Regions from separate parts of the Mus musculus genome. Here region 2 is linked to region 1. The links are chromatin loops, found by intact Hi-C in ENCODE. Cell type or tissue: left cerebral cortex. All regions are shown on one strand. Each heading gives the region's core, and the rest is flanking DNA. Links, peaks and the distances in the headings are about the cores only.

Region 1 (5,857 bases), core at 513-5,512:
CCATGGTGGGTTATTATGATTTGATCAGCAAAGTAATAGTACATTAACGTCACAGCTATTAATGTCAGGGGAATTCTCACAACAAGGTCAGGATGGCTTATGCTCTTTGTCAGAATTCAGTGTAAGTCAGGGGGCAGGAGAATTGCTAATCTTGTTATGGTTATTTCTCTGAGAACAGCTAATATTGTTTTGGTAGCTGAAGGTTTAATCATTTTGACCACTAGAACTATATTTTTACAATTGTTTAGTCAGCCAGCTTCCTTTTCTGGCTCTGCACTTGGCCTTCTAGTACAGTTTGGAAAGTCCTTTTCAAAGGGGGAAGGTATTGGGTGGTCTTGAATTCATTTTGGATATTACACAGCTTAAATCCTCACCTGCCACTACCAGGCGGGCCAGGTATTGTACATAAAAGGGCTACCAACCACCCTTATCTTTCTACCATCTTGAGTATGACTCTGATCTCTATTGCCAATCTCTCTCTCTCTCTCTCTCTCTCTCTGTCTGTCTGTCTGCCTCTAGCTTTCCCTCTTGTCCCCACGCTGAGTCACCCTTTCACTCTCTCCTTCCCCATTAAGCCTCTTACACTAAATCTGTTACATGGCTTATTTCTCAAGGGCACACTTTGGCATGGGCCACCAAACATACTCCAACCCCCTCTTTGCATTTTATCTTATCACTGTCAATATCTTTAAAAGCCTAAAGCAATAAATGTTGCCGCAAGCCCCCTGTAGTTTTTCAACAAAGCACATTTTATGTGTATATATAAACTTTTGGCATCTGCATCATCCAGCAAATCACTACCACTCATGGCATGATAAGCTAATGGAACTCAGGAACAATAGTGAGAGTCTGGATCTACAGCATGTTGTACTTTAGCACAACTCACCTTTAATCCCATCATTTGATGACCAGAGCAAAATAAATCTGTGAGTTCCAGGCCAGCCTGGTAACACACCTTTAATCCCATCATTCAGAGACCATAGGTAGGTAGGTAGGTAGGTAGGTAGGTATGCAAGTACATTGATACACACATAGGTACATAAATGTATAAATATATAAATACATAGATCCTAAATCTATGATGTGTCAACATTTCTCACTGAATTTCTCACTAGTCCAGTTCCCAGTGCAATGCAGATCAAGACTCACTTGTTCATTTGTTTAAAAAGTCTATTAAATATTTAAAAACAAAACCAAAAAAAAAAATGCTTTGTGGGAAAGCAGATCTTTGGCTCTTTACCGAGAAAGAGTGTATTCTGAAGGGTACTGGATACTTGTGGAATAAATTCAGAAGGCTCTGTCGAGTGGAGAAAGGTAAAAATGTAGAAAGGAGACAAGTGAAAGCTACCAGCTTTATCTTCGAGGCTCTCCATGGAATACTGTTCAGAAAACAGGAGTTTTCAGCATCCAGAGTTCGAACTGTCTTCCATTATAGTCACTAGCACATCTCCTAAAGACCAGCCTTCATATTTCCACACCATACACCACTGTGATAATGACCTAGGACAAATCCAGTGCCCAAATGGCTGTAATTTTCGAGGTGATGATTATTAAGCCAAGTGAAACAAGTGACGAAAGAGCCATAAAGATTCAGGATCTCAAAAAGCCCAAAGGAGGGCAAGACATATACACCTTAATCCCAGCATACAGTAGGAAGGAGAAACAGATCTCCCAAATACAGATCATCCTGATCTACAAAGAAAGTTGCAGACCAGCCTAAGCTATGAGTCCACTTAAAAAGAGGGTGGGGGAGGTCTATTAGTGGGTAGGGAGGAGACTAAGCACGCTATAAAGTGAATGGTAAATCCCTGTAACCCTTTCAAGACTGGAAGATCAGTTAATTTTTCTGAGTTACAATATTAGTGGTTCTGTCCTTCAGAAAGTTCACAATTCCAAAGTAAACATCTGCAACTAATAATTTTATTTTTAAATTCGGTAAATGCCCAAATTACTGTAACCATGCAAAGTTTTCCAATCTTTATGCTTTGCTAACTAAGAGTACAATTTCCATGAAAAAGGGTAAAGATATCACTTACCAAAATATTGCTTGCTTATAATAGATCGGTGTGATGAAAGGAGACCTAGCACTTTCACAAATGAAACTGATTAATACCCACAAGTTGGAAAAAGCGCTACAGTTCTTTTTTTGGAAGATGGGTGGCTCTAAGAAGAGCCTTTAAAGTGGTTGTGTGGATTAACAGAAACCCTTAAGCCCTCTCCCCGCGGATGCGACGGGCCAGCTGGATGTCCTTGGGCATGATGGTGACACGCTTGGCGTGGATGGCGCACAGGTTGGTGTCCTCAAACAGACCCACGAGGTAGGCCTCACAGGCCTCCTGCAGAGCCATGACGGCCGAGCTCTGGAAGCGCAGGTCGGTCTTGAAGTCCTGCGCGATCTCGCGCACCAGGCGCTGGAACGGCAGCTTGCGGATCAGCAGCTCGGTCGACTTCTGGTAGCGCCGGATCTCGCGCAGCGCCACAGTGCCGGGACGGTAGCGGTGAGGCTTCTTCACGCCGCCGGTGGCCGGGGCGCTCTTGCGGGCGGCCTTGGTGGCCAGCTGCTTGCGCGGGGCCTTGCCGCCGGTAGACTTGCGAGCGGTCTGCTTAGTACGAGCCATGGCAAGTAACCGTAGGGAAAAGTGAGATACCTAAGTAGCGCACTTTGGCCTTTAAGTACGCTTGCGTTCGCACACGCGCAACACACGTACCCGCGCTCGTACCCCTCCTTCCCACCGAGAAGCATCCTGATAGGCGTGTCTGCTTTTCAAGTGTCCCGCGCAGTAGTACTATTGGCTGAGGAATTCAAGTGGTGATTGGTTAACTCCTGCACACCCGATTGGTTAACTCCTGCACACAGTCTCCTGCTAGTACAGACTGCTACACTCATGTTTTAGTCTGGCACACCCGAGCTTTCTTAAATTTATGTTTCCATCCTTGTATCGAGTCGCTTAAAGAATTTGAGGCAAAGAAATCTTGAATTTGAAATCTCATGACCCTAGATATCCACAAACCACTCTGGAAAATATGTTCTCTACCCGCCTTTGGTTTTATTTTCCCGCTTCTTGTGCCTAGACTGCACATGATACGTTATTTCTCAGCCGGTGAAATGAGCCAATCCAAACCAGATTTGAATATATCAAAGGGAGGTTTATTGGGAAACTGCTCTTGGGTGAGTTCCCTGGCCCCAAGGTCTGAGACAGGTCAAATCAAGAGGTGGCAACCAAGGAGGAAGAAAAAGAGACCAGGTTTGCTATATGTAAAATATGCACCTAGGTCCTTTTTCCTTGACTCAAGCCGAACTACGTCTTTGCTCCAGGAGTGTTTAAAGTGACACAAAGCAAGCAGTAATGTAACAGGAACCACAGGTCAAGTATCCTGAATCTTGCGACTTTGTAAAGACTTGCCTAACAATTTCCGTAAGACCCTTTGTATTTTCTCCCAACCCCGAATGTCTGCTGCCTCTCCGGAGCAATACGAAGATGTAGAGGACTGCAAGACCAAAAGTTTTGTGCAACGTGTAAATCTATGTTTATGCTACATCCAATATTTCTCTGCGTGAGGAAGACAAAGCAGTTGCCTAAGAATTACCTCAGCCTACCAGAATTATGGTTTTGTGCTTGAAACATTAATATAGGTTTTTCCACAAGCTAAATTAACCATGTTACTAGACTCTTATATGAAGAAGTGGTGGCTCTGAAAAGAGCCTTTGGGTTTTGTTTAAAAAAAAAAAAAAAAAAAAAAAAAAACTTAGCTCACTGGCTTACTTTCCCTTGGGCTTATGGTGGCTCTCGGTCTTCTTGGGCAGCAGCACGGCCTGGATGTTGGGCAGGACGCCGCCCTGCGCGATGGTCACGCGGCCCAACAGCTTGTTGAGCTCCTCGTCGTTGCGGATGGCCAGCTGCAGGTGGCGCGGGATGATGCGCGTCTTCTTGTTGTCGCGGGCCGCGTTGCCCGCCAGCTCCAGGATCTCGGCCGTCAGGTACTCCAGCACGGCCGCCAGGTACACCGGGGCGCCGGCGCCCACGCGCTCCGAGTAGTTGCCCTTGCGGAGCAGCCGGTGCACGCGGCCCACGGGGAACTGCAGGCCGGCCCGGGAGGAGCGGGTCTTGGCCTTGGCGCGAGCCTTGCCACCCTGTTTGCCGCGTCCAGACATTGTAGGTACCTTGCTGTCAGGATCTGTTCAGCGTATAATGATGCAGCCACAGCACCATTCTAATACTCAACTTCTGGCGCGAAAACGGAGTGATCTCGTTGGCTACACATAGAGTTTTACCTAAACCAATGGTAGCTTGTATATGAAAAAACCTTGTTTTGATTGGATAGTTAACGCATAATATTTCAGGACTCTAAAAGGATAGCCACAGCTTTATTTAAATTGCAACAAGGGCTAATATTTTTTTTTCTTGGTGTTGTTTTCTGTTCACTATGCCTGAGCCCGCCAAGTCCGCTCCCGCCCTGAAGAAGGGCTCCAAGAAGTCCGTTACTAAGGCCCAGAAGGACAGCAAGAATTAATTAGGAAAAGACTAAATAAAAGGGAAAACTTGCTCCTTTGTGAGACAATAGCGTCTGGGTTGCATTCAGCCTAGTATTTGAGTAGGCTGAAGACTATATTTAAAATTATACAGAGAACTGTTCTCTTAATTTTAATACTTTCTCTTAAAGAGTTATTTTTAAGTATGTGCATGTCTTTGTATGTATAGATCCTCTGGAACTGGTGTGAGCCACCCAAATAGATAGTGAGCACTGAACTCTGGTCCTCTGCAAAAGCAGTAAACTACCATCAAGGCACCTCTAGCTCCAACCTTCAATACTTTTAATATTGCCCATAGTCCCATTTTTGGTCAAATTAAAATTAAAATTGTTTAAAGGTAGACCTTAAACCTGCAAAACCATACACAGAACCTATTTTTCATAGCCCAGACCACTGATCCAAACCAATGTCCTCCGCAAACTGAATAGTTGTAGAAGCCTCCTTACTACTTTTCCTTGACACTAGTTTTCATCAAACATCTATATTCATTGTTTTGACATTTAACTCAGGTCTTGCCTGTTCTCAGCTCAAACCCCTACCGTAGTTCCCACCTCAATGAGAGCAAACTCCAACAAAATGAACAAGGAACCCTTCACTCACTCATTAAGAGCACTGGCTGCTTTTCCAGAGCACCTGAGGCCCATCCCAGCACATACATAGTGGCTCACTACTGCCTTAAACCCCAGTTTCAGGGGATCTAGCACCCTCTTCTAGCCTTCTTGGGCACATGGTGCACAAACACCCATATACATTTAAATTATTCATACTTATAAATTCCAGAACTCAGAACAGTTGCTGACACATGTTGTGTTCAGATTACTCTTTTCAAGCCTCAGATTATTTTCTTCTTCAAACAACTTCTTAACCTCCATTAGTATATGATACTTTTCGCTTACCCACAGAAACCCTAATCTTTAAAAGTAAAGATGAGAAACAGGAGGTGCTGGGGTAGGTCTTTAATCCCAGCACTCGGGAGGCAGAGGCAAGGGTATATCTGGAGTTCGAGGCCAGCCGGGTCCACAGAGTTCAAGGGCATCTAGTGCTACCCAGAGAAACACGGTCTCAAAAAAGAAAAAGAAAAAAAAGTGGTGGTGGTATCATGATGACGATGACGAGAAACAGTCAGAAGGCTGAACAATGAGGAAAAGTATTTCTGCAAAACCTGTTAAGCTGAGTTGGATCCCTCGGTGGAAGGAGACCCAAAATCCTGTAAACTGTTCATTCACCTAGTAACACACACAAAGTGTTAAATAAACATCACATTAACACCCTGAATTTCTGTGATTTCATAGTATAATCATACAAGTAGATTGCTGGCCATGAAGA
Region 2 (5,857 bases), core at 257-5,256, 200 kb before region 1:
GACAGACAAGCAGTCTACCCCTGAGCTACATACCCACATTCTCAGTCTTACTTTAAAAACTGTGGTTTTATTTGAAGTAACATGTTTGTTGGCTGGGTGGTTGATTATTTTGGTTTTTGTTGTTGTTGTATGTGTTTGTTGTTTTTGTTTTCTTTTGACAGTCTCTCTACATAGCATTGGCTGCCTTGGAACTTATTACATACACAAGGCTGAACTTGAACTCTCAGAGATACCCTCCTGTCCTGCAGAGTGCTAGGATTAAAGGCCACCACACTCAACAGGTTTTCTTTTGGTTTTTGTTTTTTCTGACAAGACTTTGCTCTGTCTACAACCCAGGATCCTCCTACTTGACCTTCCTAAGAGTCAGCTTTACAAACCTGCCACCACACCCTGAGCTATATTTAGCATCACAATTAGATCTCCCAGTAGCTACTAAGTGATTCAATTCTGGTCAGTGAGGTATTTCCAGAAACTAGAGTTCATTTCACCAGGACCCAGGAGGAAATGAGAAACTCAGAAGAGGGGAGGGGGGATAAGAATATGAAATTCTGCCCATCTTTTATCCAGGCCCTTCCCTGCAATTTTGCTCAGTTCTATTCTTACTTTTCTTGTAAGACTTTCTGGTGGCTTAGAAGACAAACTCCAGTCATCTAACATCAGGTGACCACTGTTCCACCTTTTAATTTTTAATTATTTTTCATTTAGGGTCTCAACTACGTAGCCCTACCTAGTTTAGAACTAATTAGACCAGCCTCACCAAGAGTTCTCAGAGATTCCAATAATCAGACACACTGTCTTCGTTATTTCATTATATGACTTATTAACAATACACATTTTCAAATACTCTCATCATAAACAAAGATGTAGAGGAAAGGTCTGAGGTCATTCTAAAGTTGTATTGATCTATATTGTTTCCACAGTCATGGGTAGCTAGTAGAACATTAGAAATAACATACATTCTGGACTGAGATGTATGTTATTTAAAATGGATTTTAAATAGATTTAAAATGGATTTTCCCTATGAATACTGCTTTTCGATTTTAAAGTTACATATGTGCATGGATCTGTTCTCACCTTATGTATCAATGAACAGACCTGGTCTAAAATTCTTAATTCATTTGTGCAGCGATGGCTTCAATAACTAAGTGGTTTTAATGTCCACTTTCTTTGTTCCTACAGAAATAAAATTTCATAAATTATTATTGCGAACAACATAAAGATGCTTCTAGGGTTAAAAATATTGGAACATATTTGGAGAAAATTCAAAGATCTATAGATAGATAACATGTTTGTTTTTACATAAGAAAACTGCTAGTTCCACAAATGTGCTTTAACACAATCTCAATAAAAATACCAAGAAGCTTTTCTCTGAGTGTTGGGATACTAACAATATCTTCAAATACATTGTCAGGGACACATTTCAGTGGTAGAATAACTGCTAGCACGTTCAGTCCCCTTAACAACGAATATAGACGGAAAGACTTGAAAGATTTTGAGAAGAGGCCTAGAGGTGGCGAGGGTTTAATGTCAACCTAGTCTTCCAAGACAGCCATAACTATTCAGAGAAACCCTATCTCAGAGATGGGGTTGGGAGAGGGCGGGGGTGAGGTGGGGTGGGGTGGAGTGGGGTGGGGTGGGGGTGGTCTGACAGCAACAAAAATAACAAAAAGGTTGTGAGAATTAGTTATTTCCTATTATAAGTTTACCAAACAATATTTGAATCATTGCTACGTACCAAGTATCCTCCACATTGACGATAGCACCGAGAAGAGTTTGTCTAATTCTACCTTAGAAACTACAAAAAAAGACGCAGAAAGTTGAGATTCAGGTTATTCGAGGAATTTAACCTATGACAAACATGAAATAAAAGCTGGGAAGAATCGAGAGAGTCGGTCCCGAGGGCATGGAATTGGGAAGATGGGTCTATTTATCATGCTCTGTACTAAAACAGCTGTTCGCTCATTTAAAGTGAGGGCTCAAAACACTGGGAGAAAACGGATTTTTACTTTCTGATCTGGCTTTCCCACGTTAAACACTTAGGTCACTGAAATCAACACTGGATCCACTGAACAAATTTCTGGTTTAGGTCTCCAAAAAGCACGTTTCACATCTCACTATAGGGTACACCAGAAATATGATCCAGGCTGCAACAAATCAGCAATCTGAATCTCTCAAAGACTGTGGGTATGAAAGAGTCCAACAGTGAATGAAAACTAAACGCTTTTTATTAGAAGCATACACTTTCAACAGATAGCCAATTTAACATTTTGGATTGTACAAAGCATTACCAAGAAACCTCAGTATTCATACAAGGTCAATCTTCAGTGACGACACACACGTATAAAGCAAGCGCTTCGGGAAGCTGAGGCAAAACAAAGTTAATCTACAACTATGCTGATCAAAATAAGGCAAAGCAAGTGTAATTGGTAATGGTAAAAAACTTGAAAAAAAAATGGCTGACAAAAGGTTGTGACGCAGTTCAACCCACAACTCCATCGCTGTGGCAAACAAACCGAAAGTACGAGAAGCAATCGTCTCAGTCCCGAGTCCAACTTAACTGTGCAGGCTAGTCGTTCCGGCAGCTACCCCATGTCTTTAATATTAAGGAAGGCAGTTCGTTGGCGCCAGCACCCCACCTTCTCCCAAACTTCCAGGCTAACCCCCACAAGAGGCTGAGCATAGAAGCCACCTACAAGCCCCGGATGCGTTTCTCCAGGCAGGAAGCTCAAACTTCGGGATGGCGCCCAATCAAACGAAGAACTAGAGTCCTGGGCCGGAGTGAGCCAACCCACAAGCAGGGCGGAACTTTCAAATCACCTTGCAGTCCAATACGAACTAGCGCCGAGGGTTGCTTTCTGCTGCTGACAGCCGTGGGAGGGTGTTCCAGCCCATAGCACTTCCTGAGCAGCCCAGCACAAACAAGTCTAGGTGGGACACGCAACCCCACCCATCCCACCGGGGGAGCGAGTGCTGCCGGGATCGAGTCCCTTGCAACCTTGCTTCATTAATCACACAAATGTCACAGCTCTTAAGTGGGAGTGGTGGCTCTGAAAAGAGCCTTTTGGATTGTTAGGGGAGGCAGCCTACTTTTTCTTGGCTGCAACCTTCTTGGCCTTGGCAACCTTGGGCTTGGCAGCCTTTGGCTTTACGGCTTTAGACGCGCTCTTGACCTTCTTGGGCTTGGTGACCTTCGCCTTCTTTGGGCTCTTGGCCACTTTCTTGGTCACAGCCGCCGCCGCGGGCTTCTTCGCCTTCTTCGGGGTCTTCTTGGCCGCCTTTTTGGGTGTGGCAGCACCAGTCGCCTTCTTAGGCTTCTTGGCTGCTCCCGCGGGCTTCTTCGCCTTGGCCGCGCCTGCCTTCTTAGCCTGGGGTTTGGCCTCGCCAGAAGCCGCCTTCTTGTTGAGTTTGAAGGAGCCGGAGGCACCGGTGCCCTTGGTTTGCACCAGGATGCCCTTGCTCACCAGGCTCTTCAGGCCGAGCTTGATGCGGCTGTTGTTCTTCTCCACATCGTACCCCGCGGCCGCCAGCGCCTTCTTGAGCGCAGCCAGGGACACGCCGCTGCGCTCCTTGGAGGCGGCCACAGCCTTGGTGATGAGCTCGGACACCGGGGGTCCGGACGCCTTACGGCGCACCCCGGCGGGCTTCTTGGCGGCCTTCTTTTTGGCAGGCGCCTTCTCCGCAGGGGGCGCGGCAGCGGGGGCAGCAGGAGCAGCCTCAGACATGATGAGTCTCTGGAAGTCAGGAACTAGTGGCAGTACGCCGATAGAGTAGCGCGGGCCCGGCGCTGTATATATAGAGCGCAGGCGCGCGCTGATTGGTGCTCCAGCGGCCTGCCTGGCAAGCTCTGAGCAGCCGCGCTGCGCCCAACTTGTGTTTGTTACACTTCACAAAAAGGAGAAAATATTAAAATATCTTGCACCAAATCTCTCGAGTTTGGTCGGTAAAGGATCCGAGAAGTCTCAGGCTTCAGGATATATGTTTATTTTTTCCTCATCCCTAAAGACAACGCGCCTAGGAGTCCCTAATTCCCCCAACTCCAAAGGAAGTCCGGGGTAGATAGAGACCACTTTCTGTTTTTCTTCTAAATTACCTGGTCGCTCCTTTGCCCTTGAAAGTTCTTTTTCTCAGGGATTATAGAGCACATCCTTCCCTTAATTTAGGGACAAAAATGAAACGATTTCCGCCTAAATTTTCACAATTATTCTGTTTCTTCGCAAGGGAAGTAACACAAGTCCTTAGTGACTTCTGATTACAGACCCACCACAACTATGGACTAGGACTGGGATTTCCAGTATAAAACACTTGGGGTAAATTGAGAGGGGGTTCATAGGCCTTGGGGGTGTATAATGTGGTGGGGGGGGTTAGGACTTAAATATCTGATTTAAAGACACTGACTTTAAAATGCTTTACATTGGTGGGGGCGGGGCACCCCATTGACTTCTATAAAGGGAGACCTTGGGCTATATTTTTAAAGCTCCTGGTTCCCCTCTGAGTTTTGCAAGGTAGGGGTCTAGCTCTGAAGAATAAAGATAATAAGAAGGGAAAGGAACCCTAAAAGTCTATATGAGCCCTCCTCTCCCCCAAATGCCAAATTAGAGTCTTTGAAAGATCTGTTTTTAAAGTGATGAGGATTTAGTTGCTTATTTGGCAGCAATACAGATATAAGTTTCAGTGCACGGGAATTCTAATCTAGAAAATAGTTTGTCTTAGTACAGGAGGACCTTCTAGACTTGGAGACTATGAGATGCAGATGTCAGTAAACTTACTGGCTTTCCAAAGGTTACCTTTGGCATAGATTTGAACAAGCTAAATATTTGAAATAGAAAATGTAACCAATTTTACCAATAAGATAAGAGACAAGATAAGTACAAATTATCATGTCATCTATAGTGGACAGCTGTATGTCATCTCTTCTCAGTTCCTCGGAATATGGCAATCTGCATTCTAGTCAACTTTGCTTTGTTAGCTTAAGGTTTTCAGCTTCATATTTCAATAACTACAACATGGTTTTGTTGTTAGAGAAAATACAAGATAAACTCTCTGCTAGTATAATTAATACATGGGGCAAAGGAAGTTCCCCTAATTTTATCAGAAATCTCTGTTTAAGTATATGTCTACATAAAAACATGTGATGAGTTTGTCAGCACTAAAGCGTGGTAAAGTCCCAAGGTTATACAAATTGAGTTCAGGGATGTTTGTGAAACAAAGCATATTTTATAAGACTGAGAATGGCCGCGTGGTTTCACGTAATAACCTTAGTTTAGCACTTGCAAGCAGCATCTCCTAGGCTTGTGTCCTCTGGGAATTAACAGCCTAATGGGATTAGGGATGGACTAATTGCTAGCAATAGAACCACTTTAAGAGTTGCCTTCCTGTGTGGACTTTGAAATGGGAATTGCAAGGCATTATTGAAAGTACACAACTCAAGCACCTTCGTCATACCAATATGCTTCAATGAAAGAAATGAGAACATGTCACCTTGCTCTGATTACGTGGGAAATGAACGAATGTCCTCCTCATCTGATAGTTGTCCATCTCCCCCAGGAAAATAGCTGTGTGTGATCTAGCTCTCCAGTTTGCTCACTTTCCTGTCACTGTAAATTGTCAAATTATTTGTAAAATCCTAGATTTGTTCATTTGATTGTTGTAATTTTTTAACTTATAGCCTTTCAAGCCGAATCAATCAAATCATAGCTCTTTAATGCAATTAACTAATAAAGCTTGCCTGGTGTAGATGCAAATTCATTGCTTCCAATAGAAAAGATAACCCTGAAAGTTATGTTTGTATTGTACAATAATAAATTATATCTCTAATTTTTGAGGATTCATTCAGCTCTCATTCTTTCTCTGAGTAAAT

Evidence for each region. Peaks named below come from ENCODE experiments on the same cell type or tissue, not always from the same donor. Only the 100,000 strongest peaks of a DNase experiment are listed, where the experiment ranks them.
Region 2: a loop joins it to region 1, with 3 times the contacts of the local background. A loop is called at or near these places in 5 of 42 quality-filtered maps.

What each region holds. Positions count from the first base shown.
Region 1 is chr13:23,532,207-23,538,063 of GRCm38, reverse strand. H2ac10 (H2A clustered histone 10) reads right to left here and starts at 4,189. Exons shown (of 1, transcript NM_175661.3): 1 at 3,686-4,189. The coding sequence starts at 4,153. The coding sequence ends at 3,761. H3c8 (H3 clustered histone 8) reads right to left here and starts at 2,646. Exons shown (of 1, transcript NM_145073.2): 1 at 2,155-2,646. The coding sequence starts at 2,618. The coding sequence ends at 2,208. In left cerebral cortex, for the core only: a CTCF peak has its summit at 2,753; DNase peaks (open chromatin) are centred at 2,781, 3,075, 3,877 and 4,242; H3K4me3 peaks cover 2,800 bases; H3K27ac peaks cover 500 bases.
Region 2 is chr13:23,736,714-23,742,570 of GRCm38, reverse strand. It overlaps H1f2 (H1.2 linker histone, cluster member), which reads right to left and starts at 3,764. Exons shown (of 1, transcript NM_015786.3): 1 at 3,040-3,764. The coding sequence starts at 3,722. The coding sequence ends at 3,084. In left cerebral cortex, for the core only: CTCF peaks have their summits at 2,826 and 3,721; DNase peaks (open chromatin) are centred at 2,766, 3,354, 3,764 and 4,444; H3K4me3 peaks cover 2,630 bases; H3K27ac peaks cover 2,846 bases.